Regions from separate parts of the Homo sapiens genome. Here region 1 is linked to region 2. Evidence: read pairs that join two places in POLR2A ChIA-PET (ENCODE). Cell type or tissue: PC-3. All regions are shown on one strand. Links, peaks and the distances in the headings refer to the core of each region. The heading gives the core; the rest is flanking DNA. Region 1 overlaps FPR3 (formyl peptide receptor 3). Region 2 holds the start of LOC124904754 (a long non-coding RNA gene).

Region 1 (15,373 bases), core at 5,720-10,719, 79 kb after region 2:
TCCAGATGTCTCATGTACCTCCCGGGGTCTGTGAATACTAAAACCTCTCGAACTTTAACACTGTCGTCGCCTCATTGAAGCCGCACCCACAATCCAACCCACGATGTGAGGCTGCCCGAAAGCGACCTGGGCAGTTGGATCCCCTCTTGATGTTCTTTTGTCCTGACCTCTGGTGGCTGCTGAGGATGGTCACTAGCAGCTGAGTTGATAGAGAAACTTGAAGAGCTTCATTTAATACTACTGGCATAGCAGGCAGGCTTTTGGCTGTGTCTTGGACACAATCCCAATGTCTGTGTGTGTGGATGACTCACGCACTTCCTGCATCAGACAGCCCAGTCGGTCTGGCCCAGACGGCACTACTGCTTGCTGGTGCTCCATTTTGCTGCTTCGTGCAGCTTAGTACTGCTGTCCTCAGCAGTTAACTTGGAGATTCTCCAGAAATTCCAGTGACCGTGGACGGCTCTTTGAGGCTCCAGGCTCCCCAGCAGCTGCAGGAGGGCAGATCCTATTGTAATGAGGGTGTTTCCCTGTGGGACATCAGAAACCCTTTCTGGGATCAGGCCCCTGACAGGGGGCCACTACTGGAGGGCATGTTGCCCCTTGAGCCATACATGCTTCTCTGGTGACCTAGGGCCTCGGTAGTGGTCCGGCCTGTATTGGCTCTAAGTAGCAAAGTACTGGCCTCCAGCCAGAGAGAGCTGGCCAGGATGCTGAGCTGGCCACCCGGTAGCCCATGGCTCGATCCTCAGCTCTACCTCCATCTTGCTGATGATAGGGCCATGGGCCACCAGGCTCCTGGGGAGCAGCGATTCCACCATAGTGAAGTTGAAGAGGATGACAGAATGCTGGCTTCAGTGTGTCAGTGAAGGGGAGCTGGGTGAAAGGGTCCAGTCGCCTAACTCTAACCTGTGACACGGCAACTGCACCTGAGTCCCCAGGGCACCTTGCAAGAGCCGGTGCTGCTGAGGCCAGTGCCTCCTTGGTTGCTGCATTCCTTGGTGCTATCACTTCTCGTTCTCCCAGCCCCTCAGAGGTCGATCGGGTCACCCTGGAAAGAAAAGCGGCTGCCTACAAGGCCAGTGCAAGTGGAGCTCATTGTTCGGTTTTGAAGAGAAAGTGAGATTAAAGAAAGACACACAAAGACAGAGTGTCTCAACAGCAAATGCAGGCATTTATGTCCAGTATAAACCTGCAGAGGTGCCAGTGCCCACCACTGCTTACAGGCTGGGGCAATTACAGGCCTGGGTGGGAGAGGTCTGGAAGTGGAGCATGGCCCGTTGCCTGGGAAAATGTTGATAACATGTTCCCATGATGAGGCGGTTTGGCACTTGTTCCTGCAGAATGTGATAGTGATGTTCCTTGGGCCTTTGCCCGGCAGAGTGTGATAAGGATGTTCGTGTGCCTTGTGGTCAGGTGGTTGGGCAGGATGTTTCTCATGGCCCGAAACCCCATGGAATGTTTCACTTTGACCAAAGTCTGCAAAATGGTGGGGGGCTTACAAAGTGGTGCAGTTTGGACTAACTCTCAATACCATTTTTTTTTCTTTTTTGGTAACAATGTGTAAAGTGAAAACAGCAGAGTGCTACTCCATACCACTGGGATCTTGTCCAGTAAACATCCAGAGAGTGAGGTTAGGAAATAAAAAGTATATAAATATTAGATGCCTAGAAATGCAAGTCACTTTAAAGATTTTATGTGAAATAGAAAAAAAAGAGAGGAGAGGGACTCATTGTCTTGTAATGGGTCCTTCCCAGAGAGAGGTGACTGTCCAGTGGCACCGGGCCCTTTTCCTCCTTCCCCTTTTACTCTTATCAACTAGGACAGAAACTAAGAATTTTGGCTTCAAGTGGCTAAAAGACTGATGGGGGAAAAAAGAAAATAGAAAAAAATAACAGAGAGACTGACGCTCTAGGCAGTTACAAGTCCAAGAAAAAAGACAGAAACTTTTAACTTTAAGTATTGAGCCAAAACCAGGTCTAGCAAACATAATGCTGGCCCTAGATTATTTATTAATTTATGAAGAAACTTCTAGATATGGGGGTGACAAAAGGAAATTAAATCCATTATATATGCATATATTTTAATGTAAATATATAATAGATAAATTATGTATACATAATATAGAACCAAATTGAAACAGTTTTACAATTTGGTTTGACTGGAAATTCAAAATCCATATATTAATTTTTGTAGTAAAAGTTTATGTAAAAAAAGACAAAAAGGACACTGATTGGCTTTTGTTCCTCTACAATATAGGTTCTAACTTAACTTCTAACATTAGCGGCCGGACGCGGTGGCTCACGCCCGTAATCCCAGCACTTTAGGAGGCCGAAGTGGGCAGATCACCTGAGGTCAAGAGTTCGAGATCAGCCTGGCCAACATGGTGAAACCCCATCTCTACTAAAAGTACAGAAATTAACCGGGCGTGATGCTGGGTGCCTGTAATCCCAGCTACTCAGGAGGCTGAGGCAGGACAATTGCTTGAACCTGGGAGGTGGAGGTTGCAGTGAGCCGAGATTGTGCTACTGCACTCCAGCTGCACGAATTGACAAAATTTATGGACTTCATAGTGGGATTCAAATTATAGTTATACATAGGGATCTCATTAAATTTACTTACTCTACTCCCATAATCTTGAGAAGCTAACTAAAATTTTGAAAAATGAGTAGACCTCACTTTATCTGTAGCGTCGCCTAAATTTCCCAGTCATACAGTCATTGCTCTAAAATATTCTATGTTGGACATAGATTCTGTGACACAATTAATAACAAATTAAAATTAAAGTAAGCTTTTGGCACTTACAAATTGGCTTGATCAAATGAGGCCCCTTAGTCCCCCAGTTAAGATAATTTATTACGGCCCAATAGAAGTTGAAACAGCACCTTCAAGGATTAAAATTTATTATATAAAACCGAATTAATAAAAGCGTGATTATCGACACCACATCTCCATTTAGCAACCCAAAAGTTCTTCCTGTTCCCAAATCTGAAAAAAAAAAAATTCGTAAAAATGCCTTACGATGGATGACTACAGCAGACGGGCTGTTGAGGGCTGCCTCAGCTCTTCAGCCCAGACCAGTGACAGAGCTACCAACACTGCTTCACCTCCTGCAGAGGTAGAGGTACAGGCAATGAGAGGAGGGGGTCAGGGATATTTTTTAGCCCTTTCTCATCCTACCCTCATGCCAGTCCCAGCTTTATCTACCCTTGAGTCATATTAAGCCATTCAAGGATGAGTGGATGAAGTTTTTAATCAGGAAAAAATACTTCCATGCCCCCCAATTTGAGAGTAAGAAATAGAAAATGAGGCTATTGTGGGTGTCATTTCTAATTTCTGGACCTCAGCCTGTACCCTGGGGTAAGTGGAAGTGGAAAAAAACTACAAGAAAACAGAAAGAGTGGTGGGGATTTGTAAGGCTTGGATGAGATAGTATATATTAAAGGGAAAACTTAATTACTTTACCCTTAAGTGTAATGTTTGCTGTCACCTTTTTGTATCTTTCTCTTTTTAATCAGACTGTTGAAGGTGTCTTCTATTCTTACTTTTTAAGAGTTCTCTTCTTCTATTGCTTAAATTATGAATGGATGTTAAATGTTTTCAAATGTAATATCTGCCAATATTAACATGATTATTTTTATTCTTTCATTTACATCGTTACAGATTATTTTATTGTATACAACTGTATACAAACTTCATATGGTTCCTTTCATATAATAAGAATGTAAGCTGTCTGAGGGCAGGAATTGTGGTCTGTATTGCTTACAGATGAATCCTCACCCTCTATGTGTAAAATAGTGTCTGACATGTGGTAGGCACTCAATAAATACTGAATTAATGAATCAATAAATAGTGTCACCTAGATATTTAAGTGAGAAACATTTGATGTCTAATTAAAATTATCTCTGTTACAAATTATTTTATTAAATTAAATTAATTTAACTAAAATTAAAATAACGTGAACCAAGTCATGTCTAGTAAATTCTCATCCTCATGTGCGCAATATTTATAAATTCCCAGGTGGCTTCCATTTTCATGAACACCTTAAATTTTGAGTTTCCACTTCAATACAGTACTCTCACTAACAACTGCCTAATGACTTTGTATTTAAATAAATAAACTCATAACTCAGCCCTTTACCTTGCTTTCTCCACAAAAACACTCAGAAATTGTCAATTTTGTATTGTGTAACATACTTTCCTGATGCACTGGCAAAAGACACCACTCAACATGAATACCAAGGAATCCTGTTATCAATGTCCTCTCTCACTCCACTGCTTTACTCATTCTTCTCGTCTTCTCTAGAGTTCTGTGCATTTCCAAGGCAGAGCAGTTTGACCATTTCATTCACACTTTTGACTCCTATAAATGCTTTCAATTTCCAAAAAAAAAAAAAAAATGTATATTCTTTAATGCCCAACTAAGTTGTGGCCATAGAAAATGAGGAACAATGAAAAAAATGCAAGACAGAAAGTCAGGAGCCACGAAGGACAGCGTGAGACCTCTAGATAGGAGAGCCAGGGCTTCCAGATGGGCTAATTAATAGACTCCCTCTACTGCCAGGACAGGGGATTCTTACCTTTCCTTCCCACTGGCCTTGGTTAATTGCAGTAGAACAGTGTCCGCTACATCTCCCTTTTTTCTTTTCCTCATTAGGAGTTTCCATTGTGGATTCCCAATTCTCATTGCATCGTGGTATATTGGGGCTTTGAAGCTAAGTATTCTTTTAAGTTATGGGACACTTATCACAAAGAAACTTCAACATAAAACGTTGGGGATCTCATCCTTGGGAAGGATGGCTCTACTTCTTCTATTTGGAAGAAGAGTGTAAAGGGATCTTGAGTACCTGAAGGCATAATTCTGGCCAAGACTGACAGCTGCCTAACCAACATTAATCACCCTTCTTCACTGCAGTGAATGCTTATAAGGGTCTGTTGCCTCGGCATCCAGTCTAAATACAAGCTTAATTTTCTCATACGAGGCTCAGGGCTCAGTCACCCTTGACACAGTTTCCAGTTCTACACCACAGTCACGAGTACAAGAAAAAAAAAAGAGGAACTTTAAATTTAAGTACTGGGCAGAATCCAGATCTAGGAAACGTAATCCTAGCCCTGGAATACTTACTGATTTATGAACAAACTTCTAATGGGAGGGTGATAAAAAGGAAATTAAATACATCATATGTATATATGTATATAATATTTTAATGTAAACATAGGACAAATAGGTGAATTATGTACATTTAATATATAACCGCATCAAAACAAAGTTTTACAATTTGATTTGATTGGGAATTCAAAATTCATATATTAATTTTTATACCAAAAAAATTATGTAACAAAAGGATAAAAAGGCACTGATTTGGTTTTGTGCCTTTACAACATAGGTACTAACTTAACTTCAACAACAGCAAAAATGCTCAAATTGACAAAAATTTATGGACTTTACATTGGGGCTCAAATTATAGTTATATATGAGGATCTATCGAGCACCCGATTCTGTGGCTGTTCGGGGCGCCACTATGTAACCTGCCATGATCCCTGGTGGACTGAACAAAGGGGGGTGAATGCAGGAATAAAAGACAAGAGACAAAAGAGTATATTTGGAAGAAGGGGTCCGGGGGCACCTTGCCTCTAGTGGACAAGGCCCTGAGCTTTACACGGCCCTCTGTATTTATTAGAGAAAAGCGATAGTGAGAAGGGGGGTGGAAGAAGAGGTCAGTTGGTTGGTCCAGAGTAGGCTTGCAAGACTGCATTCTCTAGATGTTCCAGTAGATAACTTCAAAGAGCTTGGCGTCAGGAAGCGATTGCCCTCAGCAAACCTTCTGGCGGCAGGCACAGTCGTGAGTTTGCTCACATCCTGTATTCATGATAAACAGTTTGCTGTTTGATCATATAGCCTCCAGTGGAATGCTGAGTTGGTCACGTCCCATGGGCCTTCGGCTCCCTGCATATCCCCCTGTTTATGAATTAATTGAAAGAATGTAAGACCAGGCTGGGCAGCTCTCATTCTCCGATTGGCGGTCCATCCGATTTTACAGACTATAAACAGAAGACAGAGACAAAACAACATTACTCCAAGAACTACATATAAGATGTTACTGTGGTACTTTAGATAGGTCCAAGGGTTGAGGCTCTCCAGGCCTTCCTGGAATTCAGTCCAGTCTTCTAAAGAAGGCTGAAATTCTTGAGTGTGCCTATTTAAATCAAGAATTTTGTTTTGTAATTCACTAATATCAAAGGTGATGTTGGATGTGAAAGCTCCTTGCAAATGGGCTTTCACAAGGTCCCACGGATACTCACTTTTGTTATATTCTAAGTTGGTTACACAAATACGAGTGTGATTAAAATGACAGCGCAATTGCCGCTGCAACTGCAAGCTTTATACTTGTTCCCCTAACCACAGAACCATGGATTTCAACATTGCCACTTCAGTTTGTAACTCAGTGTTAATTTTATTCTGAAGTAGCCTCGCTTGGTTGGCTGTACGTGTCCAATTCTCTACGTACTGAGCCGTTTGAACAGAACTATGCAAAGTTACAGAGGACATCACAACAGAAGTTATTAGTGTGACCAAGGAAACGATAGCAAAAATTATCATGCCTAAGGCTCTACGGGCACAATAAGTAACCTGAAGTAGAAGAAGTTTCACAAAATGCAAAGCAGGTGTGGCAGCCCAAGCCTCGGACAGATTAACAGGAATCCCTAGCCCAGGGATGCAACCTAAAATCATCAAAGTCGAGATATTATGTGTTCGCAATGTGCTATGATTAATGCAGTGATATAACTGGCAAGATTTACAGGTCAACTGGGTATTGTTTACCTGGAGCTGGTCCTTCTGAGCTGCCAAAAAGACATAAGGATTAAAAACACAAACCACAAATTGAGTGGTGATATTCTTTACAAATGTAACATTAAGACTGTGTCGTGACTCCAGTCGGCCTTCTCTCCATCTTTGCACTCAGGCTCAGCTGACTCATGGCTCGTACCGGAGGGACTGGGCCCATGGTTGGCCACCCCATGTTTCTCCAGTCTCCCATTCCAGGGTTGCAAGCACCTTGAGGGCACCCACATGGCTTGTCAATCTCCTGTAAACACACAAGCATACCCTCTTCCCCATGTCAGTAAATCCACCGGGCCTTTCCATTGTCCTTCTTCTGGGGATTTCCATAACACTTTCAGATAAACTTTCCTCTTTTCCTCTAACACTTGCCAATGTCTTTCTGCTGGAGTCTTACCATCCGTACCAGGAGTCAAAAATTTTAAAGTAAATAAGGCTAAATGTAGTTTTGATTGAGGTGGTAGTTGGCCTCCTATACCCCCTTTTTGTCTTTTCAACATTCGTTGTAATGTTTGATGTGCCCATTCTATAATGCCTTGTCCTCTAGGATTATAAGGAATTCCTGTTTTATGGGTTATAGCCCAAAGCTGTAGGAAATTTTGAAAAGCATGACTAGTATAAGCAGGTCCATTGTCAATTTTTAATTGTTTAGGTATTCCCATATGAGCAAATGATGACAGACAATGTCGCTGTACATGACCAGCTGTCTCACCTGTTTGGCATGTACCATGCAGCATATGAGAATAAGTGAAACAAATTAAGCAGTTCTGGGTCTAGCGTACTTTTAACTGTAGCAGTTTCTATGCGAATGGCTAAATTTACAACATAAGCTGAACAAGAAGAATCTCCTTGCAGGGTTTGGTAAAGATGTGTAAGTTGATAGGTAGCAATACCTAACATCGGGCGTAGCCAATTAATATCTCCTAATAATTGCTGAAAATCATTTAAAGTCTGTAACCTGTCTTTATGGTTGACAATGTTGATTGTAGCCTGCCACGATCCCTGATGGACTGAACAAAGGGGACGAGCGTGGGAATAAAAGACAAGAGATAAAAGAGTATATTTGGAAGAAGCGGTCAGGGGGCAGCTTGCCTCTAGTGGACAATGGCCCTGAGCTTTACACAGCCCTCCGTATTTATCAGGCAAAAGAGATAGCAGGAAGTGGGGGGGGTGGTTGCTGGCTAGCAGCCTGATTCACAGCAGGCTTGCAAGACTGCATTCTTAAAACAGTAGGCGCTAGATTTCTCAATAGATAACTCTCAATAGATAACTTCAAGGAGCCAGGGAGTGAGGCCCTCCACAAACCTTTTGGTGGCAGCGCAGTGTGAGTTTGCCACATCCTGCATTCATGATAAACAGTTTGCTGTTTGATCATATAGCCTCCAGTGGAATGCTGAGTTGGTCACGTCCCATGGGCCTTCGGGTCCCTGCAGTTGATAGGATCTGAAGCTGTGAGCTGTAAAACCTCACAGCTGACTGCAACTAGCTCTGAGCATTGACCTGAAACCCCAGAGATCCTTATTGTTTGAGTATGTTTTAGTCCATAGATGGCAGCATGACCTTTGGAAGAGCCATCAGTAAAATAAGTCTGTCCACCTGGAATAGGTTTGTGATGAGTAATCACAGGAAGAATGAAAGAATGGATTTTATAAAACTGTAAAATTTTGTCTGAGAGTAGTGGTTATCTATCACGCCCATGAAGTCTGCGAAAGCAGTTTGCCAGGCAGTCGACATTTCCCAAGCTGCAGCTTGTTGCTGAGAGTCTAAAGGAACAATAATTTTGTCAGGATCATATCCTGTAAGCATTTGTGACCTATGCCTGCCCATAGTCACAATTTGTGTAATTAAAGAAAGATAAACTTGCAAGGTTTTGACTGTTTGATTAGATAGAAAGAACCATTCTATTACTGTTACAGACTAGTCTATAAACTGGCCCAAAAGTCCTGTTGGAGAGTAGGGGGTAGGAAGAATAAACAAAAGCAAAGGTTTTTGTGGTTGTAGCCATGAGGCATGTCTCTGCTGTAACATTTGCTCTACAAGCTGTAATTTGGCTTCTGCCTCTTTAGTTAGTTGCTGCAGGGAATTTAAAGAATCTCCGTGCAGGGTTTGGTAAATATGTGTAAGTTGATAGGTAGCAATACCTAACATCGGTCATGGCCAATTAATATCTCCTAATAACTGCTGAAAATCATTTAAAGTCTATAACCTGTCTTTATGGAGAACTACTTTCTGAGTCCATACACTTCTCTCTGTAACAATAGTTCCTAAGTATTGGTATGGGGAAGTTGTTTGTACCTTTTCTAGAGCTATTTTGAGATTCCATTTAGTCAAAGCCTGCTTTGTTTCTCTGAATAACTGATGTAGGTTTTGATCTGTAGGAGCAGCCAAAAGAATATCATCCATATAATGAATGATGTAAGCAGTAGGAAACATATTCCGAGGCTTCTTTAATGCCTGTCCTACAAAATGCTGACATAGCGTAAGACTGTTAAGCATGCCTTGGGGTAAAACTCTCCATTGATAATGAGAAACAGGTTCTCTTTGATTAATAGAAGGCACAGAGAATGCAAATCAAGGCTTATCCTTCTCGTGTAAGGGTGTAGTAAAGAAACAATCCTTAAGATCTATTACTACAAGAGGCCAGTCTCTTGGAATAGCCGCTGGAGATGGTGAAAGTTTTTGTAAGGCACCCATCAGTTTTATGTGTACATGAATAGCTCTTAAATCATGTAGTAGTCGCCATCTTCCGGACTTTTTTGGAAAAACAAACACTGGAGAATTCCAAGCTTATGTGTCCGGCATCCCATTGTTCTTTTACTAGCTGCTGAAGTTGCATCAGGTTCTCCTGAGATAGGGGCCATTGATCCACCCACACGGGTTTGTCACTGAGCCATTCTAATAGTGAGGCAGTGGGCAGAGGAGAAATATCAATGACCCTCGTCAGAAATCCTGACGTCCTAGCCCTTTTCTATCTGTTTTTCCAGTTACTGATATTGGGTTAGGATTTCCTTGAAGAAATTTTCCTAAACATTTTCCCCTCTGATATCTCATGTTCTTCAACATTTTAAATCCTGGGTTATCAAAGTTTTCATTTGTAAGTCTCATATTCCATGTTATAAGTAAGTCTCAACCCCATAAATTGATAGCTATATTTTCAACATAAGACTGAAAAGTACATGACTGTCCATCTGGACCAAGACAAGGTAAAATCTCAGTGCTCTGTTGAACACTTTGAGCTGTTCCTACTCCCACTAGGGATGTAGAAGTTAATTGCAAGGGCCAGGATGGGGGCCAACTGTCTTTAGATATGACTGACACATCAGCTCCCGTATCCATAAGCCCATAAAATTTCTTTCCTTTAATGTGTACTACACAGGTAGGTCTATTAGAGGCTATGGGTTGGGATAGATAGATTTCTCATGTAGTTGTGCTCCCAACCTCTTTATTTTCTCATTTCTCCTTTCATGGAGAAGGGTGTGATTTGCAGGGAATAAGCAATAATTGAGCAGTATATTGTCCCAGCTCAAAACCCAAAGATCTTGTGACATTAAAACTACTTGAATTTCTCCTTCATAATCAGAGTCAACAACTTCTGGGACTACAGTAATGCCCTGTAAGTTAAGGCAGATTTTGCCTAAAATTAGTTTCACATATCCTGCTGATAAAGGTCCCCAAATATCAGTGGGAACTTTGATGGGTTTGTCTGCCCCAACTAACATTACCCATTCTTTGACTGGGAGATCTAATCCTGCACTCCTTGTGTTCCTGGGGTGAGGGAATCAATGTGCCTCTGGGAACCCATGCCTGGAACGGGGTTGAGGTCTGGACTGGGAATGCCCTCATTGTTTGTGGGGCCTGGGTCCAGGCCCCCATCTCATTTCCCAGCAGGGGGGTGCCATTCTGATGAAATTTTGAGCGGCACTGATTAGCCCAGTTATTTCCTCTGTTACGCAAGGACAAAGTCCTGGCATTTTTTCCACTGGGTGGGGCACTGCATTGTAAGGTCCTTTCTGTACTGAGATCTGGCGGCATTCCTTTTTAAAATGTCCAGGTTTTTCACAATTATAACATTTTCCCACTTTAGGGTTTGACCCTTGGCTCCTTTTAGATTTGTCAACTGCTAAATTAGCCACTGCTTGCGCTAATATTGCAAAGTGATGAAGCTCAGTTCCTACATCTTGACAAGCTCTGAGAAAACTTCCCAAGTTTTTTATACACCTCACCAGTGCCAGTGCATGTTTACAATCCGCGTTTGCATCCTCAAAAGCTAGAGTTAAGGTTAGCATTTCTGCAGCCGTGGTATGAGGAATCTGACGCTTCACTGCCTCTTGTGATCTTGTAAGAAATTGCACATAGGGTTCCTGTGACCCTTGCATATGTAAAAAGGATTGTACTGGGACTCCCTCTTCAGGAATTGCGGCCCAGGTGCATTTAACAGCCTGTGCACACTGCTGATAAGCAGCGTCTGGGAGTGCCATTTGACTTTCCAGGTCTGAATAAGGGCCATTACCTAATAGCATATCCTCTGTAATGTCTCCGTGTCCAGCAACATGGTTCTGTTTAGCCTGGTCTGCACACATTTCTTGCCAATTTAAATTCCATGTCAGATATGCACTAGTGGACAAGCAAGTTCGCATCAAGTGTCTCACATCAAAGGGTAAAAAACGCATAGCACCAAACACAGATTCTAGCAATCCTAAGGTCAACCGGCTCTGTATGCCATTATTTACCACTCTCGCTTTTAATTCCTTCAACAACTTACTCTAGTGGGGTGTGTTCATGAATAACCTGCTGTGGATTGTTGGGATCAGGCCTTATGGAAATAGGAAAAGTGCAAGGTCCTAGGGGCTCTCCAGCTATGGCAGCAGAGCATAAAATTCTTTGTATTGGGGTCTCTAGTTCTGCTACCAAAGGAGGCAATACAGATGTTTCTGCAACTGGAGGAGGCTGTATAGGCCAATTTTTATCCTCCCTCTCCTGTTTTTTATTTTCATCTGGAGCTGTGAGTGGGACAACAGATTCTTTCAGATTTTTAGATTCAGCCTGTTGTCCCACAGAATAATAAGGAGATAATGGCAGAAGTACAGTATGAACTAAACTCCAAGTGGAGAAAACAGAAGGATCAATTTTAAGACCTTTTTGATGAGCCCATTTTAATCCTTCTGCTCTGTCCCAATTTTCCACATCAAGGGTGCTGCCTGTGGAAACCATGGGTTATGTGTAATAACCTCCTGCAGCAGCTAAGTTAATGTCTGAGAACTAACCTGAGCACCAGTTTGTTTCAACAGAACTCTAAGCAACTGCACATAATTATTTTTTTCAGTAGACGAATTCTGCCCCATGTTACCGTGATTCAGAAAACTTCCCATTCCCAGTACTTCTTTAAGGAACTGATCCCAGTACCTCTTTAGGCGCTGACCTCATGTGCGCTGCCAGCTGACTCATCCCAGGGTCCCCATTTGCGTTGTCAATTTCAGTTCCTCTATTCCAGGAGATCTTCTTCATTCACATCCTCATAGTCCCGTGTTCAGACTGTCGCCTGTTTGAGTGCCACTTGTAGAGCCCCTGATTCTGTCGCTGTTCGGGGCACCACTATGTAACGTGCCATGATCCCTGGTGGACTGAACAAAGGGGGATGAACACGGGAATAAAAGACAAGAGACAAAAGAGTATCTCTGGAAGAAGGAGTTAGGGGGCACCTTGCCTCTAGTGGACAAGGAGCTCGGCACCAGGAGGCGACTCGCCCTCAGCAAACCCTCTGGCAGTGGGAGTAGTCGTGAGTTTGCCCACATCCTGCATTCATGATAAACAGTTTGCTGTTTGATCATATAGCCTCCAGTGGAATGATGAGTTGGTCATATCCCATGGGGTCTTCGGCTCCCTGCAAGGATCCCACTAAATGTACTCACTTTGCCCATATTGTCTTGAGAAGGCAACTACATATAAAATTTTGAAAAATGAGTATACCTCGCTTTAACTACAGCCTTGCCTAAATTACCCATAGTCATACCTATTGTTCTAAAATAGCCTATGTTGGAGGTAGGTTGCTCTAAAACAGAATATGTTGGAGGTAGACATAATAAATAATACATTAAAATTAAAGTAAATTGTTTGCACTTAGAGATTGGCTTGATAAAATGGGATCACTTAGTCCCCCAGTTAAGATAGTTAATATGGCCCAACGTAGGGTGAAATAATGGCCTTCAATAATTAAAATTTGTTAAACAAAACGTGATTAATAAAAGGGTGACTATCCACATTGCATCTCCACTTAACAGCCCAAAGTGCTTCTTGTTCCCATATCTGAAAATAAAAAATATCACAAAGAATGTCTTATGATGGATGACTACAGCACTAAGGCTGTAGTCCCATCTATCAGGGCCCCCATATCTAACATCTAATATTATTAAAAATTGCTAATACTATTCAATCAAGAACTGGTAAACATTTTGCTCTCATTCATTTGGCTAGCATGTTCTGTTAAGTGCTTATTTCTACAGACCCTCAGCTACAGTTGCCTCCACCTCTGAAGAAACACAATACACCTTTCCAGGCTACCTAGGGGTACCCTCATAGCTTTGGCATCACACACAAGCTTTGCAGACAGGAGCTTAATGACATCCACAGTCTCCATAAGCACAGGTGCAGCATTACATTGAGGACAACCTCCTCTAAGAAGATTCACTTGATACACACATTACAGTCATTTAATTCGTCTCTTAGTCCATTCAAGGTACTATAACAAAATTTATTATGCTGGATAATTTGTAAACAACATAAATTTAGGCCAGACGTGGGGGCTCATGCCTGTAATCTCAGCATTTTGAGAGTCTGAGGTGGGTGAATCACCTGAGGTTACAAGTTTGAGACCAGCCTGGCCAACATGGTGAAACTCTGTCTCTACCCAAAAATACAAAAATTAGCAGGCATGGTGGTGAACCTGTAGTTCTAGCTACTGGGGAGGCTGAGGTAAGGGAATTGGTTGAACCCTGGAGATGGAGGTTGCAATGGGCCGAGATCACGCCACTGCACTCCAGCATGGGTGACAGAGTGATGCTCTGTCTCAACACACACACACACACACACACACACACACACACACACACACCCCATAAATTTATTGATCACAGTTCTGGGGGCTGTAAAGTCCAAGATCAAGGTGCTAGCAGATGCAGTATCTGGTGAGGGCCATTACTCACAGACAGTGCTTTCTATGAGTCCTCACATGGTAAAAGGGAAAGACAAGTGCCTATAGGACTCTTATAAGGCACTCATCCTACCTATGAGGGCAGAACAATCATAATTGAAAACCTCCACCTTTTAATACCATCACCTTGGTATGAGCAACCTCATTTATATTTTTATTTTTATTTTTATTTTTGGCCCAGGGAATGATCTAAGGATGTCATGTTTCAGTGGTGAAAGATAAGGACAGGTCCTGAAGAGACTCTGAAGGAGTCTTTATAAAGGAGGATGGGATGTTTTCCTTTTTTTTGAGACAGAGTCTCACTCTGTCACCTAGGCTGGAGTGCAGTGGCGTGATCTCGGCTCACTGCAAGCTCCACCTCCCGGGTTCACGCCATTTTCCCACCTCAGCCTCCCGAATATCTGGGACTAGAGGTGCCTGCCACCACGCCCAGCTAATTTTGCTTTTGTATTTTTAGTAGAGATGGGTTTTCACTGTGTTAGCCAGGATGGACTCGATCTCCTGACCTCGTGATCCACCCACCTCGGCCTCCCAAAGTGCTGGGATTACAGGCATAAGCCACCGCAGCTGGCCGATGTTTTCCTCCTTTATAAAATGAGACAGGCATGTGAATGAAGCCAGTTTTTTTGTTTATCTTCATCCTTCTGGCTCTGGAGGGCCCGTTGATGTGATGTCCAGAACAGTGGCAGCCATTCTGTGGTCACTTTCAAGAAGCCCCTGGAAGAAAGCCAATAGGATGGTGAAGCAAAGGGCTTAAATGAAAACCAATTTTTATTTAGACTCAGATTCTATCTCCTTGCAAAACTTTTTGTAATAGTAAATTCCTTCTTGGTTTATGTGCTTCATATGTTTACTATACTTTATCACTGAAAACATCCTTTGGTATAGTGATTCGGGGAGAAAAGAAAAAATAGTTGACTCCTGTTTTCTGCGTCTCCACTTGTCTTCATGGTTGTGTTGTTTCAGCCGGAGGACAATGTCCTGATGTTGCTTAAAATCTCAGAAAGGGCCCATCTCCTCCGATTTAGACCTTTAACTCTTCTCAGATTAAGATATTTGAACTAAATTTGTTGTAATTTTGTCTATTAACTAATCCTTAGAGCTGCGTTGCAGGTCCCACAAATTATCTCCCTCTGGAGCAGAAGGTTAAGGGGTTAATCTTGGTAATGATATTGGATAACGGGTACTCTCTCATGCATCTGCCTCACCTCTCAAGGTTTTTGTTTTTTGTTTGTTTTGTTTTTTTGTTTTGAGACAGAGTCCAGCTCTGTCACCCAGGATGAAGTGCAGTGGTGTGATCTCGGCTCACTGCAACCTCCATCTGCTGGG
Region 2 (15,373 bases), core at 1,139-6,138:
CCCAGGGACTCAGGGATGAACACAGAGAGTTGTCGGTCAGCTGACCCTGGGGAGCCAGCCGGGGTCTGTCAGTGCTGTCACCCATCAGGGAAACTGAGTCAGAGGAAGGGTGAAAAGAGATGCGGGACCTGGGGTGCCCGAACCCCAGCCCCTCAGGACCAGATCTGTGATAAATGTCTGTTTACATGCCCTTCTTTCCATGAATTTTTTAAAAAAACTATCTGTATCTAATTCTGTTCTTCTCTCTGCTCCTCTTACTGTGAACTATTGATGTCTCACTTTCGGCCTTGGTAGCTGCCTCGGTAGCTGCCTCGTTCTTTTCTCCCTGCCTGTGACTCCAACGACCTTTGGTGTCTGGCACGGGCCAGCTCCAGGACAGGCTGAAAGACATGGAGCAGCAGAGAGAAATTCCCCCGTGCTTCTCTCTCCTCGTCTGTCCCTCCCCAAATCTCTGTCATTTTGTATCTGTCACCCCATCTCTGTTTCTCGGTCCCTCTATTTGGGTCTCTGCCTCTGTGTATTCCTGTCTGTTTCTCCTCCTCATCCCCCCTCACAGCCATTCTCTCTCTGCTTTTACCTGGGAGTGTCTGTCCCTTTGCATTTCTGAAGTCTCCCTGACTTTCTTCTTGTGTGGCTCTCTTTCTTTCTGAGTGCCTCTCCCTGACTTTCTCACTGTGTGTCCATGTGTGTGTGTCTCTTTCTCTCTGTCTCTTTTTCCCTCTATCTCCCTCCCTCTCTAGCTCTGTCTCTATCCTCCTTCCGTCTCTCTGCATCCCCATCTCTCTCTTTTTTTTTTTTTTTTTTTGAGACGGAGTCTCACTCTCTCACCTAGGCTGGAGTGCAGTGGCGTGAGCTCGGCTCACTGCAACCTCCGCCTCCCGGGTTCAAGCGATTCTCCTGCCTTAGCCTCCCGAGTAGCTGGAACTACAAGCGCCCACCACCACACCTGGCTAATTTTTTGTATTTTTAGTAGAGATGGGGTTTCACTATGTAGGCCAGGCTGGTCTCCAACTCCTGACCTCAAGTGATCCATCTGCCTTGGCCTTCCAAAGTGTTGGGATTACAGGCGTGAGCCACCGCACCTATCTCTTTGTAAGGCTCTATCTCTGTATGTGTTTCTCTGTCTCTGTCTCTCTCATTCAGTTTCTCTCCATTTCTCTGTTTCTACATCTTCGTCTCTCCCTGCAGTTCCATCTCTTCCAGCCTGTCCCGGAGCTCTCCCCTGCCAGACACCAAGTCCTCACACCAAGTCCTCACACCCTGGGGTTTTCCCCGAGGAGGCTGCGCCAGGCCAAGCCTCTGCCTGGGCCTGTCAGGGAGAAGGTGCATTCCCAAGGAGCTCGAACGCCCTTCCCACCCACCAGGGCGGGCCGGGCTGTGTCTGACGCTGTTGCCGGGAGCCGGGCTGCCTGGTGTCTGGCTGTGTCAGGATGATGGGTCCTCAGATGATCTGAGGCCAGCCCAGAGCAGAAGGGGAGGGTGAGTCCTCCGCCCAGTGGGAGGGGGCAGCGCAGGCTCCTCCCCAGAAGTGGGGCATTTGGCTGCCCAGCCCCCACCCCGCCCTGCTCGGGTGGAGCAGCTGTATAAAACCAGATGTTTCTAAAACCAGAGTGCGGTTGAGGAAGGATAACCAGGGCTTTAATCCTCAACAGTTCCCTCCTCTAAGACCCAGGAGTCCAGGTTCCCAGCACCCTCCTCCTTCAGACCCGAGAGTCCAGACCCCAGCCCTTCCTCTCTCAGGCCCAGGAGTCCAGGTTCCCATGTCCCTCCTCCCTCAGACCCAGGATCCCAGACACCCAGCCCCTCCTCCTTCAGACCCAGGAGTACAGGTTCAGAGTTCCTCATCCCTCAGACCCAGGGTCCAGACCCCCAGTCCCTCCTCCCTGAGACCCAGGAGTCCAGGCCCCCAGCCCCACCTCCCTCAGACCCAGAAGTCCAGGTCCCCAGCACCCCTCCCTCAGACCCAGGAGTCCAGGCTGCCAGCCCCGCCTCCCTCAGACCCAGGAGTCCAGGCCCCATCCCCTCCTCCCTCAGACCCAGGAGTCCAGGCCCCATCCCCTCCTCCCTCAGACCCAGGAGTCCAGGCCCCATCCCCTCCTCCCTCAGACCCAGGAGTCCAGACTCCATCTCCTCCTCCCTCAGACCCAGGAGTCCAGGCCCCCATCCCCTCCTCCCTCAGACCCTGGAGCCCAGGCCCAGGCCCCCATCCCCTCCTCCCTCAGACCCAGGAGTCTCAACTCCCAGCTTCCTTCTCCCTTAGACCTACATGTCCAGCCCCCAGAATTTCTTGCAGGAAGAGATGACCAAGGCTGGAAGCAGCCCAGACAAGTGCTGAAAGACAGGGAGCAGTGAAGCTGAACACTCCCACAGCAGGCCGGGGCTGTTGTTGGAGGGACAGGTAGGGACACCGCACCCCTCGCTAACACCCATGGCTCCTAGAAACCCCCATTCCTCTGGTGGCTGCTCTCCAGTTCCTGCCCTGGGTCCACAGTGGCCTTCCCAGCATTTCAGCCATCATCAGGAAACCTCAGGGTACAGCTTACAGAATACCTGGACAGAAGGAGCACAGGGTGGGAGAGGTAAGGCAAAAATGGAGCAAAGGCAGAGGAGAGAACATTCATTCATTGTGGGGACATCTCCTGAGCCCTGGTGGACAGGGCTGGGCTGGGCGATGCCGGGCACACAGAGATGACTCAGCCCTGGGCCCTGCCCTTGGGGAGATGCCAATCTGGTGGAGAAGACAGCTGTGTAAACAGAGGGCCACAAAACAGTACAAGGATGCACCAACCCAGCCCAAGAGTCAGGGAGGGCTTCCTGGAGGAGGTGATGCTGGCTGATGAGGCGTTAGCCGTGGTCAGGGTGGTGGTGGACGGTGGGGCAAGAAAGGGGCATCCAAGGCAAGAAATGGTGTGGCCAGTCAAAAAAGTAAGGGCGGATTGATGCTGTGAAGCACAAAGGGTGAAACAAGGGGCTGGGGGATTGTAGGGTCCCTAGTGAGGTCCGCTCATTTAGGTTTAAAAAAATTTTTTTTGGCCAGGCACAGTGGCTTATGCCTGTAATCCCAGCACTTTGGGAGGCCAAGGCGGGCAGATCACTTGAGGTCAGGAGTTTGAGACCAGCCTGTCCAAAATGGTGAAACCCCGTCTATACTAAAAATGCAAAAGTTAGCCGGGTGTGGTGGCGTGCACCTGTAATCCCAGCTACTCAGGAGACTGAGGTGGGAGAGTCACTTGAATGGGAGGCGGAGGTTGCAGTGAACGAAGATTGCGCCACTGCACTCCAGCCTCCCGTCTCAAAAAAAAATTTTTTTTAAACTAAGTAACAATTATACATATTTATGGTATACAACATGACATTTGCTATATACATATATATATATTCGTTGTGAAATGGCTAAATCAAGCTATTTAACACATGCAACGTGTCGGGTTTTGAATGCAGGAATCAGAGGCTAGGACTTTGCTCTGGTGGCAATGGGGAGCCATGGAAGGGCTGTGAGCAAGGGAGGGGCAGGATCAGCTCTTTGTCTGAGTAAGGGACAAACTGGAGGGAGAGACAGGGGGCTCTGGGCCAGGATGAGTTGCTGGGGGGTGGGGTTGCATCAGAGATCCCTGGGGCTTTTCCAGGCTAGAGAGGAAGTGTGAGTGAGGTTGGGCAGAGGTGCAGGACCCCGAGGAGCCAGGACCAAGAAGACTGGGGGATGGACACAGACATGGCGGGCTAACTTGCCAAGCCCCTAACCTCAGCTAGTTCTGGCTACAGTTGCTCCTCGCTTTGCTCCATCTCAGGCAGGTACCTACTGGGGAACCAGTGAGGGCAAGGGGCCCCTGGGCAGTAACCTGAAGAGATCCTTGTTTTATTAAATGCTTGAATCCCGGTAGATGGTTTCTTTGCCAGGTGTCCTGGATTGGGAAGGGAAATGCACACTGCGGGGATCTAGATACCGAGAGACAGAGGAGAAAAGGAGGGAGGGAGAGGAATGAAAGACAGAAGCTGGCTTCCACGACCATCTATTCAACAGCGAAAAACTGCCCTACCCCTGGATTCCTGACCCCCTTTACTCTCTTCTGCTTTTTCTTTTTCCCCATAGCATTGGTCCCCTTCCTATATAACGTATAACCTGCATAAGGTACGTTTAGTATCTTTTTTGTGTAATGTGTGTCTTCCTGGTTCGAATGCAAGCTCTAGACAGGCAGCTGTCTTTATCTGGTTTGTTCATGGCTCATTCCTCAGAGCCTGGACCTGTGTCTAGGTAGGTGCTCAACAAATATGTGTTGAACAATGTGTGAGGTCAGGATAGAAAGTCAGATTGGTAGATGGAGAGGGGAAAGAAAAAGGAGAGCGACCGGGCACGGTGGCTCACGCCTGTAATCCCAGCACTTTGGGAGGCCAAGGCAGGTGGAGCACTTGAGGTCAGGAGTTCAAGACTAGCCTAGCTGACATGGTGAAACCCCGTCTCTACTAAAAACACAAAAATTAGGTGGGCGTGGTGGTGCATGCCTGTAGTCCCAGCTACTCAGGAGGCTGAGGCAGGAGAATCGCTTGAACCCGGGAGGTGGAGTTTGCAATGAGCCGAGATCACGCCACTGCACTCCAGCCTAGGCGACAAAGCGACTCTGTCTGGGGGAAAAAAAAATGGAGAGGAAGGAAGGAGGGGAAGGAAAGATAAGGGAAGAAGGAGGAAGGAGAGGAGGAGGGAGGGAAAGAGAGAAGGAGGGGGAGGAAGATCAGAAGAGGAGGAGGAGAATGGAGGAGGGAGAGAGAGAGGGAAGGATAGGCAAGAGGGGGAGGAGAGAAGTTGGGGAGAGAGGGCCTAGCAGCTGGGACCCCCAACCGACTCCTGCGTAATAGTTCTATGGACACCACTCAGAGTGGCCAGTCCTGGGAGGATGGGTTGAGGAGCTCCGGGGAGGTGGGACCTTAGAGGAAAAAGACTCCAGGATCAGCAAAGACCCCAAGTCTGTAAAGAGACTGCCTCTGGACTTCCAGGAACTCAGAACCTTGGATGGGCTGGAGTTAGACGGGACCTTTTCTCCCCCACATGCCTATTCTGGGAAACCCCTAGGCTTCCATGATTCTGCCGAAATCCAGGGAGGGAGGGAGGGAGCCTAGCCAGCAATGATGACTGTACATCCACCTTCTGCCTCCAGCTAGTGCCTCTGGGAGAAACTGTAGGACTTCCAGAGCTGGGAGGAGGGAGAGAAAGGCCTGGAGGGGGAGAGCCCTGCCTGTAACAAGTTGAAGGCACTTTCTACCCCAGCATGCACCATCTCTCCTGCCACTTTCCCTGGAGAGAAACAGAGACAGTAAGAGCCAGACAGAGGGAGAGGGAGGGAGGGGCTTCCTTTTGCAAAAGCTGTTTATCCTCTCCAGGGAAGCAAGAGAGGAGGAGACCCATTTTCCAGATAGGGAAACTGAGGCACAAGAAGAGTCATTTCCTGGGACAAGTGATACAGCACACAGGCAGCATGGCTGGGTAACAGAAATCAGGTGGTAGGCATTAGGTCACTAGGCTATGCCCTGCCAGTCACAGAGGAAGGAGGAGCTGGGGGCTTAGACTAAGATCTGAGAGCCTGGATTCCTGAGTCTGAGGGAGGAGCGGCTGGGATCTGAATTCCCTGGTCTGAGGAAGGAGGGGCTGGACCTGGACTCCCGGGACTAAGGGAGGAGGGGCTGGACCTGAACTCCTGGATCTGAGGGAGGAGGGCCTGGGACCTGGACTTCTGGGTCTGAGGGAGGAGGGGCTGGGGGCCTAGACTCTGGGGTCTGAGGGAGAAGGGGCTGGACCTGGACTCCTGGGTCTGAGGGAGGAGGGGGTGGGGGGGCTGGCATCCAGTGGGCTCAAGATGAGGCCTGGACCCCTAGATTCTCAGCTCTACTGCGTTCCGAGCTATCAGGGAATCTGCCCCGATATTCATGTAGGTTCTTTTCTATTTTCCTTAAGCGTTGGCCAGCTTGAGAAATAAAGGGACAGAGTACAAAAGAGGGAAATTTTAAAGCTGGGTGTCCGGGGGAGACATCACATGTCGGTAGGTTCCGTGATGCCCCACAAGCCACAAAAACCAGCAAGTTTTTATTAGGGATTTTCAAAAGGGGAGGGAGCGTGCGAATAGGTGTGGGTCACAGAGGTCACGTACTTTACAAGGTAATAGAATATCACAAGGCAAGTGGAGGCAGGGCGAGATCACAGGACCGCAGGACCGAGGCAAAATTAAAATTGCTAATGAAGTTTCAGGCACCATTGTCATTGATAACATCTTATCAGGAGACAGGGTTTTGAGATCAACTGGTCTGATCAAAATTTATTAGGAGGGAATTTGCTCTTCCAAATAAGCCTGGGAGCGAGCGCTATGGGAGACTGGAGTCTATTTCACCCCTGCAGTCTCGACCATAAGAGACAGGAGCACCTGGGGGGGATATTTATAAGCCTATACCTCCAGGCGCGTATTCTCTTTCCCAGGGATGTTCCATGCTGAGAAAAAGAATTCAGCGATATTTCTCCCATTTGCTTTTGAAAGAAGAGAAATATGGCTCTGTTCTGCCTGGCTCACCAGCGGTCAGAGTTTAAGATTATCTCTCTTATTCCCTGAACAACTGCTGTTATCCCGTTCTTTTTTCAAGGTGCCCACATTTCATATTGCTCAAACACACATGATCTACAATTTGTGCAGTTAATGCAATTATTACAGGGTCCTGAGGCGATATACATCCTCCTCAGTTGACAGGATTAAGAGATTAAAGTAAAGACAGGCATAGGAAATCACAAGGGTATTGATTGGGGAAGTGATAAGTGTCCATGAAATCTTTACAATTTATGTTTAGAGATTGCAGTAAAGGCAGGCATAAGAAATTACAAAAGTATTAATTTGGGGAACTAATAAATGTCTATGAAATCTTCGCAATCTACGTTCTTCTGCCATGGCTTCAGCCGGTCCCTCCATTTGGGGTCCCTGGCTTCCCGCAACACCGAGCCCTGACAGAAAACTTCCCAAGCCCAGGTTCCTCTTGCACATGTGGTTTAGCTCTGTGGGTTACCCCCTCCTCTCTGTAAGTTCCCATTGTCCACCTTGCCTCCTGCATCGGCCTCCACCACAGTCAGGGCAGAGGAGTCTCTGTAGGACAAACACAGCAATCAGATTCAGAAAATAGATCCAAAGGTGGGGATCCAGGGCCCAGGGCTGGTGGCCTGGACCTCTGGGGCTGCCAGGGAGGAGTAGGTTTGAAAGAAAACCCTGGGCCAGGCGTGGTGGCTCACGCCTGTAATCCCAGCACTTTGAGAAGCCGAAGCAGGCGGATCATGTGAGGTCAGGAGTTGGAGGCCAGCCTGGCCAACATGATGAAATCCCGCCTCTACCAAAAATACAAAAATTAGCTGGGTGTGGTGCTGGGCGCCTGTAATCCCAGCTACTCGGGAGGCTGAGGCAGGAGAATCGCTTGAACCCGGGAGGTGGAGGTTGGAGTGAGCCAAGATTGCACCACTGCACTCCAGCCTGGGGGACAGAGTGAAACTGTGTCTCGAAAAACATGAATAAATGCAAGAAGACCCTGTTTCTCCACTCCACACTTCTGACACCAAAGAGGCCGGGCTGCATTCCCACCAACAATCAATTCTCCAACTCTCTGGACAGCAACTGCATGTGTAACAACTCACTTCAGTTCTGACACTAACTCCCTGGAGTTAGCACAGCCCCCACAGGTTGAGGGCTCAGTCCCACGGGAGTGCCCCCGACTTCACATGCCAGTCACAGGCACTGGGACCACAGGGTACCCACACTTCTATCTGACTTGGCTACAAATCAGGGGTCCCACAACCCCTTCCTGACATTCCATAATTTGCTATCACAGCTCACAGAACTCAGGGGGGTGCTTTACTTCCATGTACCAGTTCATTATAAAGAGTATTATAAAGGTTACAGGTGAGTGGCCAGATGAGGGGGAACATAAGGTGAGGTCCAGAAGGGTTCCAAGTGTGAGAGCTTCTGTCTGCGATGGCGTCATGTGGACGTCTTCATCAACCTGGAACTTCTCGGAACCCTATTGTTTAGGGTTTTTGTGGATGTTCCTTTACCTGGGCATTGTTAACAGAAAAACCAAACTCTATAAAGTATTTTATTGTATTTATTTTTATTTATTTATTAATTTTTGGAGTCAAGATCTCACTCTGGAGTGCAGTGGCACAATCATGGCTCACTGCAGCCTCAACCTTCTGGGCTCAGGTGATCCTCCCACCTCAGTTTCTTGAGTAGTTGGGGCTATAGGCGTGTGCCACCACACCTAGCTACTTTTTTAATTTTTTGTAGAGATGGGGTCTCCCTAGGTTACCCAGGCTGGTCTCAAACTTCTGGGCTCAAGTGATCCTCCTGCCTCAGCTTCCCAAAGTGCTGGGATTTTTGGCGTGAGCCACCACACCTGGACTCTGTAAAATATTTTAAAGAAGTTTATTCTGGGACAATTTCAGTGACCGTGGTGTGCCCAAGGTTGGCCAGATTAAGTTTGGTTTGATGTTGCAGCCATAAAAAAGAATGAGTTCATGTCTTTTGCAGGGACATGGATGAAGCTGGAAGCTATCATTTTCAGCAAAGTAACACAGGAACAGAAAACGAAACACCGCATGTTCTCACTCATGCGATCATGAGTTGAACAATGAGAACACATGGACACAGGGAGGGGAACATCACACACCGGAGCCTGTCAAGGGAGGGGGTGTGGGAGATAAGGGAGGGAGAGTATTAGGACAAATACCTAATGCATGCAGGGCTTAAAACCTAGACGATGGTGCAGCAAACCACCATGGCACACATATACCTATGTAACAAACCTGCACATTCTGCCCATGTATCCCAGAACTTAAAGTAAAAATTGATTTGATGCATTTTAGGGAGGAAGGAGTTACAGGCAAAGTCATAAATCAGTACATGGAAGACATACATTGGTTTGGCCTGAAAAGGCAGAATATCTTGAAGAGGGGCGGGCTGACAGGTTACAGATGGATTCAGGGCTTCTTTAATTTGCAGTTGGTTAAAGGAGTAAGGTCTGCTTAAAACCTGGAGTCTGCAAAACCTGGAGTCTGCAAAAAAGAATGTTTTAAGATAAGGATGAGGGATGTAGCAAGATTGATGGCCCTTAGAAGTGACTTAACACTTGCCTTAGGTCTTGTATGTAATTTGGTATCTTATCATCACAAAGAGTCTGTTTTGTCAATCTTACGACGTCTATTTTAACTATAATGCTGGTCTTCTGTGTTCCTAAACTCCAAAAGAGAAGGGGCATAAGAAGGCGTGTCCCACCTCCCTTGAAGTCATGGCCAGGAACTCAGTTTTTAGGTTTCTCTGGGATCCCTTTGGCTAAGAAAGGGTCTTGCTGAGTCAGTGGTGGTGATGGTGAGTGGGGTGGAGGGAGGGCCTTAGGATTTTATTTTTATTTTATAGCATGATTGATTAAATCATTGGCCACTGGTGATTAGTCAATCTCCAGCCCCTCTCCCTTCTTGGAATTTAGAGCATGAGGCTAAAAATTCCACTGGGATCACAGGGTTCGTCTCTCTGGCAACCATCCCCGATCCGCCCAGATCCTCCTCATTAGCATAAACTCAGGTATGGCTGGTAGGGGCTAATTATGAATAACAAAATATGTTCTTCTCACCTCCTCACTCAGGAAGTTACAAGAATTTTAGGAGCTCTGTGCTAGAAATTAGGGGCAGAAAACAAATATATATTTATTTATTTTTAGACAAGTCTTCACTCTGTGGCCCAGGCTGGAATGCAGTGGTGCAGTCACTGTTCACTGCAGCCTCAACCTCCCAGGCTCAAGCGATCCTCCCGCCTTAGCCTCCTGAGTAGCTGGAAATAAAGGCTGTGCCACTGTGCCCAGCTAATTTTATTATTTTTTGTAGAGACAGGAGCTCACTATATTGCCCAGGCTCACTATATATTGCCTATATTGTCTCAAACTCCTAGTCTCAAGCAATTCTCCCACCTCGACCTCCCAAAGCACTGGAATTACAGTTGTAAACCACCTCACCTGGCCCAAATACATATTTCTTTCTTTTTATTTTTTATTTTTTGAGACAGAGTCTTGCTGTGTCATCCCGGCTGGAGTGCAGTGGCGCAATCTCGGCTCACTGCAACCTCCACCTCCCAGGTTCAAGCGATTCTCCTGCCTCAGCCTCCCGAGTAGCCGGGATTACAGGCGTGTGTCACCACACCCAGCTAATTTTTGTACTTTTAGTAGAGACGGGGTTTCACCGTGTTGGCCAGGCTGGTCTCGAACTCCTGGCCTCAAGTGATCCGCCTGCCTTAGCCTCCCAAAGTGCTGGGATTAAAGGCATGAGCTACTGCGCCCGGCCCCAGATATATGTTTCTTATTGTCTTAGTCCCTTCTGGCTGCTCTATCAAAATACCCTAAGCTGGGTGGCTTATAAACAACAAAAATTTTATTTCTCACAGTTCTGAGGCTGGCAAGTCCAGGACCTGGGTACTGACAGATTTGGTGTCCGGTGAGAGTGGATTTTCTGATTCATAAATGGGGTCTTCTTGCTGTGTCCTCACATGGTGGTGGGGGCAGGGTCCTCTCTCTCGGGCTTCTTTTGCAAAAGCACCAATTGCATGCATGAGGGCTCCACCCTCATAACCTCATCACCTCCTAAACATGCTCCCTTCTAATAACATCTCCTTAGGGATTAGGATTTCAACAATGAAGTTTAGGGGACCCGAACACTTATTCCCTCACCGTTAGTTGCCTGTTCTTGGCGTGGAGCCATTTCATTCCTCTGAGCCTCTCTTTTTTCATCTGTAAAATGGGACTGTCTCAATTTGTCCTTCATAGGATAGCCCTGAAGATTAAGAGAGAGAGTCTGTCTGGCACATTAGAATATGAGGTGAGTTTAGCCGTTCCTGAAACAGCAGAGTTTGAAGGTCTCCAAGACTAACTCAGGTGGCAACAGGGGGATGCTTCCCTGGATACCCCACCCCTTCACCCTCCCTGGATACCCCACCTCTCCTCTGAGGAGTAAGCCAGGTTGGAGCTGGGAGGAGCCCACACTCTGTCATCAGACACCCCTGGGTTCCAAGGCAGGCAGGCTTGCGCAAGCCAACTCCTGGCTCTGAGCCTCCTTAGCCACCTGCAGACAAGGAGGACCCTTCCCCATGTTGATGCAGGTGAGTGGAACTCTGTTTGGTTCCTAGTCTTTCAAGCATGGGGTGAATAGACCCTCTTACCCGGGACATAGCAGAAAGCTCCAAACAGTTTGGTGAACAGCCAGACTGTGCAGCACAGAGAGTGTGTCATCAAAGGGGCACGCCTGTGGGCTCCAGATAGAGGACACAGAGCTGCAGAAGTCCGGCGGCCCCTTTCTGTGACCTGGGCTGCAGGCACCCACAGTCCAGAGGCTCAAAACCACAATGCCGTCATTCCCAGTGAATGCTGTAAGATGAAGAGGAAATAACGCTGCCGTGGTTTCCCATGAGGGGATTACTTAAGAGGATGTCCTAACCCCCAGAAGCTCTGACTGCAACCTTATTTGGAAAGAGGGGTTTTGCAAATGTCATAAAACTAAGAATTTCAAGATGAGCATATCCTAGATTTAAGGTCGGCCCCAAACGCCACGGCAGGTGTCCTTATAAGAGTGAGGCAGAGGGAGGTAGACACTAAACACAGAGAAGAAGGTGATGTAAAGACGGCGGCAGAGATTGCAGTGATGCACCCACAAGCCAAGTGTATTAGTTTTCTAAGGGTTCTGTAGTAACAAAATACATCTGTCCCTCAGTGTCCTTGGTTCCACATGTAGTGGGGTTGACGGGTGGCCCCCAAAAGATACATCTAAGTCCTAACCTGCAGAACCTATGGATGTGACCTTATTTGGATAAAGGGTTTTAAGAGCTTTTGCAGGTGTCATGAAGTTAAGGATTTTGATATGAGATCTGGCTTTTCAACACTGATACCATCCTGGCCAACACCCTTCTGGTCCTTGTGATAATTTCCATTTTCCAAATGTTGAGAGATAACACAGAGATGAAGGAAGCTGCCCCAAAGCACATGAGACACGGCCTCCGCCATCAGCTCTTGTCATCGTATGTTCAAGTGTTCTGCAAAACTGGTCCGTGGAGCCCAAAGCATCCACATCATCTGTGTGCATTTGCTAAACATGACGACTACTGGTCTTCACTGTCATTTATTCAGATTTTGTGAGCTCAGGGCTATGGAAATGATTTAAACAAATGTCCCAGGTAATTCTTACGTACAGTTTGAGAACCATCTGATTAGGAAAAAAAAAATGCCTCCCAAAGTGAAATAAGAAGACTGAATGCCTGTAATCCCAGCACTTTGGGAGGCCGAGGTGGGAGCCCCAGGGGGTTCGAGAGCAGCCTGGCAACACAGTGAGAACTTGTCACTACAAAAAATTTAAAAATTAGCTGGATGTGGTGGCATACGCTTATAGTTCCAGTTACATGAGGGGCTGAAGTGGGAGGATCACTTGAGCCCAGGAGATCGAGGCTGCAGTGAGCTATGATTGTACCACTGCACTCCAGCCTGGGTGACAGAGGGAGACCCTGTATCAAAAAGAAAAAGAAAGTGATGCAGAGACATAGGTGGAGATTGGAGTGATGTATCACAAGCTAAGTGTACTAGTTTTCTAAGACTTCTGTAATAAAAAAGTACAGCTGTCCCTCAGTATTCTCTGAAGGTTGCTTCCAAGACCCTGCGGATACTAAAATGCACAGATGAGTTCAAGACACTTACATAAGATTGTGTGGTATTTGCGCATAACCTATGCACATCCTCCCATATACTTTATTTTTATTTATTTATTTATTATTATTTGTTTGAGTTGGAGTCTTGCTCTGTCACCCAGGCTGGAGTGCAGTGGTGCAATCTCAGCTCTGCCCCCTGGGTTCAAGCGATTCTCCTGCCTCAGTCTCCTGAGAGGCTGGGATTACAGGCACCCTCCACTATGCCTGGCTATTTTTTGTATTTTTAGTAGAGACGGGGTTTTGCCATGTTGGCCAGGCTGGTCTCGAACTCCTGACCTCAAGTGATCTGCCTGCCTCGGCCTCCCAAAGTGCTCCCATATACTTTAAACCATCTCTAGCTTACTGATGATACCTAATACAATATAAATGATAGACAGTTCTTCTACTGTATTTTTAAAATTTGTATTTTTTATTACTTTTTTCAAATATTTTCTATTCGTGATTGGTTGAATCCTTACATGTAGAAACCACAAATATGAAGGGCCGGCTGTGACACAAACTCAGGGGATTAAACAACAGAAATTTACTGTCTCAAAGTTTTGCCAGCTAGAAGTCCAGAATCAGGATGTTCCAGCAGACTTGGTTTCTTCTGAGGGCTGTGAGGCAGAATCTATTCTATGCCTCTTGCCTAGATTCTGGTGATTTTTTTTTTCTTTCTTTGAGACAGGCTCTTTCTCTGCTGCCCAAGATGGAGTACAGTCAGCTCACTGCCCACTAACCTCTGAGCCAGTGAGCTGACCCAGCCCCAATCAGCTCTTTGCAACTTCTGCCTCTCAGGCTTTAGCCAACCTCCCATCTCAGCCTCCCAAATAGCTGGGACTACAGGCACAGGCCACCATGCTCAGCTATTTAAAAAAATTTTTTTTGTAGAGATGAGGTCTCATTACATTGCCAGGCTAGCCTTGAACTTCTGGGCTCAAGCAATCCTCCCCCATCAGCCTCCCAAGTAGCTGGGACTATAGGTGGGAGACACCTCACCTGGTTAGCTTGTTTTTTATTTTTATTAATTTATTTATTTTTGAGAGGAAGTCTCCCTCTGTAGCCCAGGCTGGAGTACAGTGGCGCAATCTCAGCTCACTGCAACCTCCGCCTCCTGGATTCAAGCAGTTCTCCTGCCTCAGCCTCCTGAGTAGCTGAGATTACAGGCACGCGCGGCCACACCCGGCTAATTTTTGTATTTTTAGTAGAGACGGGATTTCTCCATGTTGACCAGGCTGTTCTCGAACTCCTGACCTCTGTTGATCTGCCTGTCTCAGTGTCCCAAAGTGCTAGGATTACAGGCATAAGCCGCAGCGCCCTGCCTATTTTTATTTTTTAGACAGGGTCTTGGTCTGTCACCTGGGCTGGAGTACAGTGGTGTGATTGTAGCTTACCACAACTCAGAACTCCTGGGCTCAAGTGATCCTCCCGCCTCAGCCTCCCAAGTAGCTAGGACCATAGGTGTGCACCACCACACCCTGCTCACTTTTTAATGTTTTGTAAGGACAGGGTCTTGCTATGTTGCCCAGGTTGGCCTCAAACTCCTGGGCTCAAGCAATCCTCCTACTTCAGCGTCCCAAAGTGCGGAGATTACAGGCATGAGCCACTGCACTTGGCTGCTTCTGGTGCCTGACACTGACAATCTTTGGTGATTTGCTGACAGTCTGTGGTGTTCCTTGGCTTGTGGAAGCATCACTGCAACCTCTGCCTTCCTCATCACATGGCGTTCTTCCCGTGTGCGCACCTGCATCCGAATTTCCCTTTTTTCATAAGGACACCAGTCATGTTGGATTATGGGTCCACCCTAGTCCAGTATGACCTCACCTTAACTTAAACAATTACATCTGCCATGATCCAGTATCCAAATAAGGACACGTTCTGAGGGGCTGGGGGTTAGGACTTCAACATAGGAATGGAGGGTGGGGAGAGGACAAAATTACATCCCTAACACCAAGGAATGCTAAGGATGGCAGCCGCCACTGGGAGCTAGGAGAGAGGCGTGGAAGGGATTTTCCTCCAGAGCCTCCAAAAGGAGCCAACCCTGCCGCCACTTTAATTTCAGACTTCTGGCCTCCAGTACTGTGAGATAATCCATTTCTGTGGTTTGAAGCCACTTGGTTTGTGGTAATGAGTTACAGCACCCTAGCAAACTAACATGCCAGCCCAGTGCGGGGTACATGTGGAGCGTAAGATGAACAAGCTCCTCTCTGTGCCCTGGGGAGGCTCACAGGGACCATGCATGCTCTTCTAAGGTGCACGTGATCAGAGCAGATCACTGAGGGAGCGTTTCCGCTCCCCTAACCCCAGGTGCAGGGACTTCAGAGTAATTCCTACTAAATGACCCCTACCACTGTTGCTTGACAAAGGGAGGTGCGAGGGGGAAAAAAGACTATGAGAATGGGAGAGGGCGGGTAATACAGGAAGTGTCACGTCACTCTGGTTGCAGAGGACAGAGAAAACAACCCTGTCTCCAGCAGGTGGAAATGGTCATAATGTTGATGGTGGCCATGATATGTATGTTTTTATCTTATTATATTTTGAGACAGGGTCTTGCTCTTACTCCCCAGAATAGAGTTCATTGGCATGATCATGACTCACTGCAGCCTCGACCTCCCAGGCCCAGCCTCGATTCTCCTGCCTCAGCC

The links. Peaks named below come from ENCODE experiments on the same cell type or tissue, not always from the same donor. Only the 100,000 strongest peaks of a DNase experiment are listed, where the experiment ranks them.
Region 1: POLR2A ChIA-PET joins it to region 2 with 18 read pairs; 2 of 35 experiments call an interaction of 5 or more read pairs at or near these places.

Annotation. Positions count from the first base shown.
Region 1 is chr19:51,799,217-51,814,589 of GRCh38, forward strand. All of the region lies in intron 1 of FPR3 (formyl peptide receptor 3), which reads left to right. It also overlaps a transcript of ZNF577 not described here. Among named protein-coding and RNA genes, the nearest start is that of FPR3, 12 kb to the left of the region's middle. In PC-3, for the core only: CTCF peaks have their summits at 8,379 and 9,572; DNase peaks (open chromatin) are centred at 5,795, 7,535, 8,235, 9,595 and 1 weaker place; H3K4me3 peaks cover 947 bases; H3K27ac peaks cover 3,769 bases.
Region 2 is chr19:51,724,847-51,740,219 of GRCh38, forward strand. LOC124904754 (a long non-coding RNA gene) reads right to left here and starts at 11,323. Exons shown (of 2, transcript XR_007067319.1): 1 at 11,217-11,323; 2 at 8,616-9,245. RefSeq lists a silencer at 8,990-9,284. In PC-3, for the core only: no CTCF peak of the experiment used is centred there; no DNase peak of the experiment used is centred there; H3K27ac peaks cover 372 bases; H3K27me3 peaks cover 308 bases.